Linked DNA regions of Homo sapiens: region 2 is linked to region 1. The links are chromatin loops, found by intact Hi-C in ENCODE. Cell type or tissue: right lobe of liver. All regions are shown on one strand. Links, peaks and the distances in the headings refer to the core of each region. The heading gives the core; the rest is flanking DNA. Region 1 overlaps FAM163B (family with sequence similarity 163 member B). Region 2 overlaps MYMK (myomaker, myoblast fusion factor).

Region 1 (2,899 bases), core at 119-2,618:
AAAAAGGTGATGGGCGAACGGGGGCGCGAACGGGGGGCGAGCCTGGGAGGGGAGGGGAGGGGAGGGTGGGAGCCCAGTGCTCACCAGGACCTCACTGCTGCTATCTGCCCAGGAAGCCAGGAGCAGCCACAGAGGCAAAGGTGAGAAGTCCCCGCACCCTGAGCTGTGAGGCTGGGCAGTGGGGAAGCCAGTAGCACTCCCTGCTTTGGCACTAGGGAATTGCAGACCCTGTTCAAAAATCACTGACCAGTCCCAGCCCCTTTCTGCTGAGACCGAGTCGGGGATCGTGGGAGATGGGGGAACCACTGGCCCTGTCTGGGGCAGAGCAGCAGGCAGTGCCATGGGGGTCTCAGATAGATCATGCTGGTGGGAGGCCTGGCCTGTGGGGCCCTTCTGTCAGGAAGGCTACCACGCTACTTAAGGACCTTGAACAGAAAGATTTGGGGAAGAACTTGCAAAAATAAAGCTTGAGTTGTGGCCGCTGCTGTCAGGCCTGAAGTTGCCACCTTTGGCTCCAGGTCCTGCTTGCCCAGAAGAGGGCACACCTGGGCTGCATGGCCCAAGGAGGTTGGATCCCAACTCTGGGGTGGGGGTGGGCTCAATGGTACAGAAGGATCTAGCATGTTGAGGGATTAGCATGCTGAGGGATCTAGCATGTTGAGGGATCTAGGATGCTGAAGGATCTAGCATGTTGAGGGATCTAGCAGGTTGAAGGATCTAGCATGCTGAGGGATCTAGCATACTGAGAGATCTAGCATGCTGAGGGATCTAGCATGCTGCTGACCCACTCATTGTGCAGTTGGGTGGCTGTGCTCCCCAGAGAGGGGACCTTGCCCAGGGTCACCGGGCACATCTGCTGCAGAGTGAGACACAGGCCAGTCACCCTGAATGGTCGTGGGCGCCAAGTTGTTGGTAGAGGAGATGGGAGAAGGGAAAAGGACTGGGTTTCTGGATGCTGAGCTCAGCAGCCTCTCCCAGAAACCCCTGCTCTCCTGTTCTGACCACCTCGTGGTCTGAAATATTTATGCACATCCCTGAAGAAGCTCGTGGTTCAGGCCCCGTCTCTCTGTCAGGCCCTACAACTGTTGACATTGATGATTTCAATACAGCAGAGAAACCTGCTTTTCAACAAGTAGAATGCTCAGCAATACCCCCGGAAAATACCCCCTGGGAAATCCCGTGAGCTGGGGCTCCTGCCCGTGCCATCCTGTGTTGCCCCACTGGGGTTCCTGAACCGTAAGTCTGAACAGGTTCCTGCCTCACTCAAACACCCTGCATGGCTCCCTATACCTCTTAATAATAATAAGCACAGGATCCTGTGCCAAGCACCACTATCTCTGTGCCAGGAGGGCATGGCACCCTTCACCAATGTCTCCTTCAATTGCCGGGACAGCCAAGGCAAAGATTATTATTATGCCCATTTTACAGACAAGGAAACAAGAGAGCCAAGGAGTCTAGCATGGGGAGAGAAAAGCACAAGGTCACATGGTGAGGGGTGAGGGCTCCAGGGGTGAACATGGTGTGCCACATCAAATCTGATGTATCTCCTTTTCCTTCCATCCCCCACCCTCAGCTTGCCTGTAGGGACGGGGTAAACTCACCGCCTTCCCTGCATCAGACCTAAGCCCCATGAAGGCAAGAACCTGGTTTCCCACTGCAGTCCTCCGGCCACCAGGGGGCGACACAGCGCGCACACACACAGTAGGGCGGCATTGGTGCTGATTTCAATGCAGTGGGGGCCGCGGCCCACACTTGCACCGCAGGCCCTGAGTGAGCTGGGGTCTTGCCCTCGTGACCCCCACCCTCACCTAGCTGATCCCCAGTGTTTCCCAGGGGGCGGGAACAGCAGCACAGAGCTGTAGGCCAGGCCAGGGCTTCAGGCCGCCAGGAAAAGGCAGATGAGATGCACCAAGAACATTCTGGGCTGCAGTTTCCCGATCTCCCAGCCGTGGGTCAGGAAATGGGGGGTGGGAGGGTAGGGCCTGAAAACCCCGGGCAAGTCCCAGCTCAGCTGCCGACGGGGCTGGCTTTTTGTCTCCCTTAAAAATACCAATGTGCAGAAGTTGGGTTCGTAAAACCCTCTCTGCTGCTGGACTTAAGTTCCCTTCCCTTCCCTTCCCTTCCCTTCCCCTTCCCTTCCCCTTCCCCTTCCCTTCCCCTTCCCCTTCCCTTCCCCTCCCCTTCCCCTCCCCTTCCCCTCCCCTTCCCCTCCCCTTCCCCTCCCCTTCCCCTCCCCTTCTTTCCTTTCCTTTCCTTCTTTCCTTTCCTTTCCTTCCCTCTCTCCTTCCTTCCTTCTCTCTCCTTCCTTCCTTCTCTCTCTCCTTCCTTCCTTTTTTCTTTTCTTTTCGTTCTCTTCCTCGAACTGAGCCCAGCTCCTGGTCCCAGTTCAGGGCCTGGAAGGCGGACGGGAGGGAGGGCCAGGCCAGGACTTGCTGGAACGACCAGAGCTCTCGTTTAGTAAACAAATAACTTAGTCCCGTGCTGGGCTGGGGGCTCCCCGGTGCTTCAGTGAACCCTATAGGCACAGCCGGCGCAGGCACTTTGAGCATCCTCATGCAAAGATGAGGAAACGGAGGCACAAAGAGGGAGGAAGCACAGGCTTGATGCACTTCCAGGCCTTTACCCACCAAAATGGCCCAGCACCTTGAGATAATGTTCGAGAAAACTCCTGGATGCTCAGTAAAGCCCTCGCTGACTCAGCCTTACGGACAGGAGCAGGTGGACTCTCTGCTCAGTGGGGACACGCCTGGAGTCCCAGGAGAGCCCCGAGAGCCAGTAGACACATGGAAGGCACCCCAGACCCCAGCCAGCAGCGTGGCCCGGAAACTCTGCCCCCAGCCAGGAATTCCAGCCCTTACCAAGGTCTCCTCTGCCTGAGGGGCCGCTGGGTGTCAAGGGG
Region 2 (2,899 bases), core at 271-2,770, 68 kb before region 1:
TTTCACTTTTTCCTTTGTATGCCTCTGCTGTTGAAATGTGTCACAACAAGCTTTTACTAAATGAGTCATTTTAAAAGGATATAAAAAATCGGCATCAGGGCATTTAAGAGGTGCATATTCTTTTTCATAGATTAAGCACAACCCTGAAACCCAGACAAGGGAAGACATTCCTGGGGCTGGGAGTGAGTGGGGATAGAGGGCTGCAGCGGGACTGGTTTGAGGCTGGGTGTGCGGACACTGGGGAGCCGGTCCTTGTCCGCAAGGCTTGTCTGCAGGGGTTGACCACTCACCCATCAGCGAGACCCACATGCTCAGGGCTGTCCCGTAGACACTGAAATACTCCAGGATGTCGTGACGCATGAAGCACAGCACAGACAAGCCGGGTCCATTGCAGGCATGGTGGAGCTGCCAGAAAACCCACAGGTGGTCACAGCACAAAGAGGCCAGAGCTGGTCCCCGAGCCACGGCCCCCAGAGTGCCAGGTCACTTGCTGGCTGTGAGAAGTCACTTTGGCGAGTCACTTAATGACTGTGTGCCTCAGTCTCCCCGTCTGAAAAATGGGGGTACTGCCGAGCACTCCCGCAGAGGGTCCTGTGGGGATTAAGTGGCACATGCCAGCGAGGTGTTTAGGGGCTGGGGTGTGCCAAGGGTTCACTCAATGTCACCTCAGCAGAATTCGCTCATCTGCACTGGCAGGACTGGGCGGAGACTGAGTGGTCACTCAGGTGAAGCCCGCTTAGGTGGGGCGGTCTCCGGGAGGGACCCTACACGGCTCTCCCCGGACCTTCAGCATCTGTGCTTCCTTGAAGCACACAGCTGCGTGTTCACTCGCCAATCTTTGGATGTGAGGTCAGAGCCTCTCTGGGGGCTCCTTTGCTCTTTGGGGGCTCCTGGGGCCTTCTCTTGCACAAATTACCCCTCTGATGACTGGTCTACACTGCAGCAGCGTTCTCAGGCTTGAGTGGGCATCAGAACGCCTGGGGCCTTGTTTAGACACAGGTTACTGAGCCCTGCCTAGGGTTGCTGATTAGGGAGGGCTGGGTTGGGTAGAAAATGTGCATTTTGAACACATTCCCTGTGGCACTGCTGAGGCTGGCAGGGCCCACACTGAGAGCCGGGCTGTAGCTCCTGGTTTCTGTTGCCTTAACGTGGACGAAGATCTCTGAGACCCCCTTGCAGAAGCTGAACACAGCCCCCTAGGCTCATCCATCTCTGCCCTATACTCTCGTCGTCGCCTCCCCAACACCCACTTTCATGGCAATTTTTAAGGCAAAAGGCTTATAGGGAGTGTTTTCAAAGCAGTCAACTACTTTTCTACGGAAAACAACTCTCTCTCCTTTTGCATTCGCATTTCATCATTTTAGGTAATATTTAATTACATGACATAATTATTTTGACAGGTTCAACTGGCACAAACAAGCTTGGGAAACAGCACGGTGGACTCTTGGTCAGCCCAGCTCAGCGGGAGGAGCAGGCGTGCTGGAAAGCAGCCCGTGTCTGGAGGCGACAGGGACAGCACAGAGGGAGCGGGGGCCCTGGGTGATCTGGGGGGCAGGCAATTCGGGGTCAAAGTGGAGTGCTTCTACTGATGGCAATTGTACACGGCCTAAAGTGACGGTGCACCTAGGAGGCATTAATAGGGATCCAGCATCTAAAATGAGGGAGGCGGCGGTCCTGCTTCTCTCTGTTCTTGTCAGGCTCATCCAGAAGACTATGCCGAGCTCTGTGTGGTGCACCTTTCTTGAAGTGAGACTGGGAAAGACGCGGCTAGAGGAGGGTGACCAGCGGTGGACATGACTGTTTACCTTGGGGACAGGGAAGCTTCAGGAGGGGCCTGATCAAGGTGCTTACACCTCTGTGGGAAAGAGGAGCGAGGAAGACTCCGGCCCTAGGCTGTTCTCCTGTTCTCCTGGCTTCTTCCCATCCCCCACCCCAGCCCCATCACCTGCTGTCTGTGTGCCTCAATGTAGCACAGATGGTCATGTGTGATTAAGGCATTCACTGTGAGATTGTGATAAGGCCTGTGCCCTTGCCCTGCCAGGAGCAGGAATGGCTCTGTCTGGTCCCAGTTGCATGGACGGCTCCCAGCATAGAGTGCTTGCTGCATGTGTTCAGGGAGGGGGACGCCAGGCTCTGAGAATTCTAAAGGACAGCCAGCTCACCCTGGGGACCCAGAGCCTCTGCCACTAGGCCCTTGGCTCCTCCCAATGGTGGGAACTTAGCTCCATTCGACAGATGGGGAAAGTGAACTTCAGAGCAGCACTGCCTGCCCAAAGAGGTGAAACAGAGCAGTGCTTGGCACCTGGCCACTTCCTCCCATCCTGCAGTGCAGGGGGCAGACCTGGCCCAGCCGGGGCACTGGTGGGGTGGGTGCGGCTGAGGGCCTGGGGGGTCAGAGCTCAGGCTCGGGGAGTCTGACTTTGCAGATGTTCCCAGTGGGGGCTCAGGTGAGTGGCTGTCGGGGGGGGGCCTCCTCTGTTGTGTGGGGACAAGCACACTGTCTCCGTGGGGTTTGCACCCATAGCAAGGTGTCCGGCACAGAGATGGAGATTGTCACGGGAGGGGCCTGATTGGAAGGGAAGGGACGCCATGCGGGTGGCAGAACTTTGGGAGGGACTGAGTGTGGCTTTGAGTTCAGAAGACGTTTGTCACAAGAGGCAGCTGCCCCTGCCACTCTGGGTGGGGCAGGGTGGGGCCTCTGAGACCAGTGCAGAGGCAGCTGCGGGGCCAGCCTAGGCCCAGGCAGGGAGGTGTGGCCTGGTGGGTGCTTGTGGTTTGCTGGGCTAGGTCTAACAGGAGCCTTGAGAACAAGACCTCAGCTTTTCTCCCTGCGCTAAGGCCATGGGACCTGCAGAGAAATCCTGGCTCTGCTCTGGGCTTCAGTCTCTCATCTGCCCAA

What was found. Peaks named below come from ENCODE experiments on the same cell type or tissue, not always from the same donor. Only the 100,000 strongest peaks of a DNase experiment are listed, where the experiment ranks them.
Region 2: it touches region 1 in a loop (3-fold over the local background); 19 of 110 quality-filtered maps call a loop at or near these places.

Annotation. Positions count from the first base shown.
Region 1 is chr9:133,587,938-133,590,836 of GRCh38, forward strand. All of the region lies in intron 1 of FAM163B (family with sequence similarity 163 member B), which reads right to left. Among named protein-coding and RNA genes, the nearest start is that of FAM163B, 20 kb to the right of the region's middle. In right lobe of liver, for the core only: a CTCF peak has its summit at 1,676 (motif pointing right); no DNase peak of the experiment used is centred there; H3K27ac peaks cover 457 bases.
Region 2 is chr9:133,519,884-133,522,782 of GRCh38, forward strand. It overlaps MYMK (myomaker, myoblast fusion factor), which reads right to left. Exons shown (of 5, transcript NM_001080483.3): 2 at 291-405. Among named protein-coding and RNA genes, the nearest start is that of MYMK, 3.6 kb to the right of the region's middle. RefSeq lists an enhancer at 29-529. In right lobe of liver, for the core only: no CTCF peak of the experiment used is centred there; a DNase peak (open chromatin) is centred at 1,468; H3K4me3 peaks cover 396 bases; H3K27ac peaks cover 2,500 bases.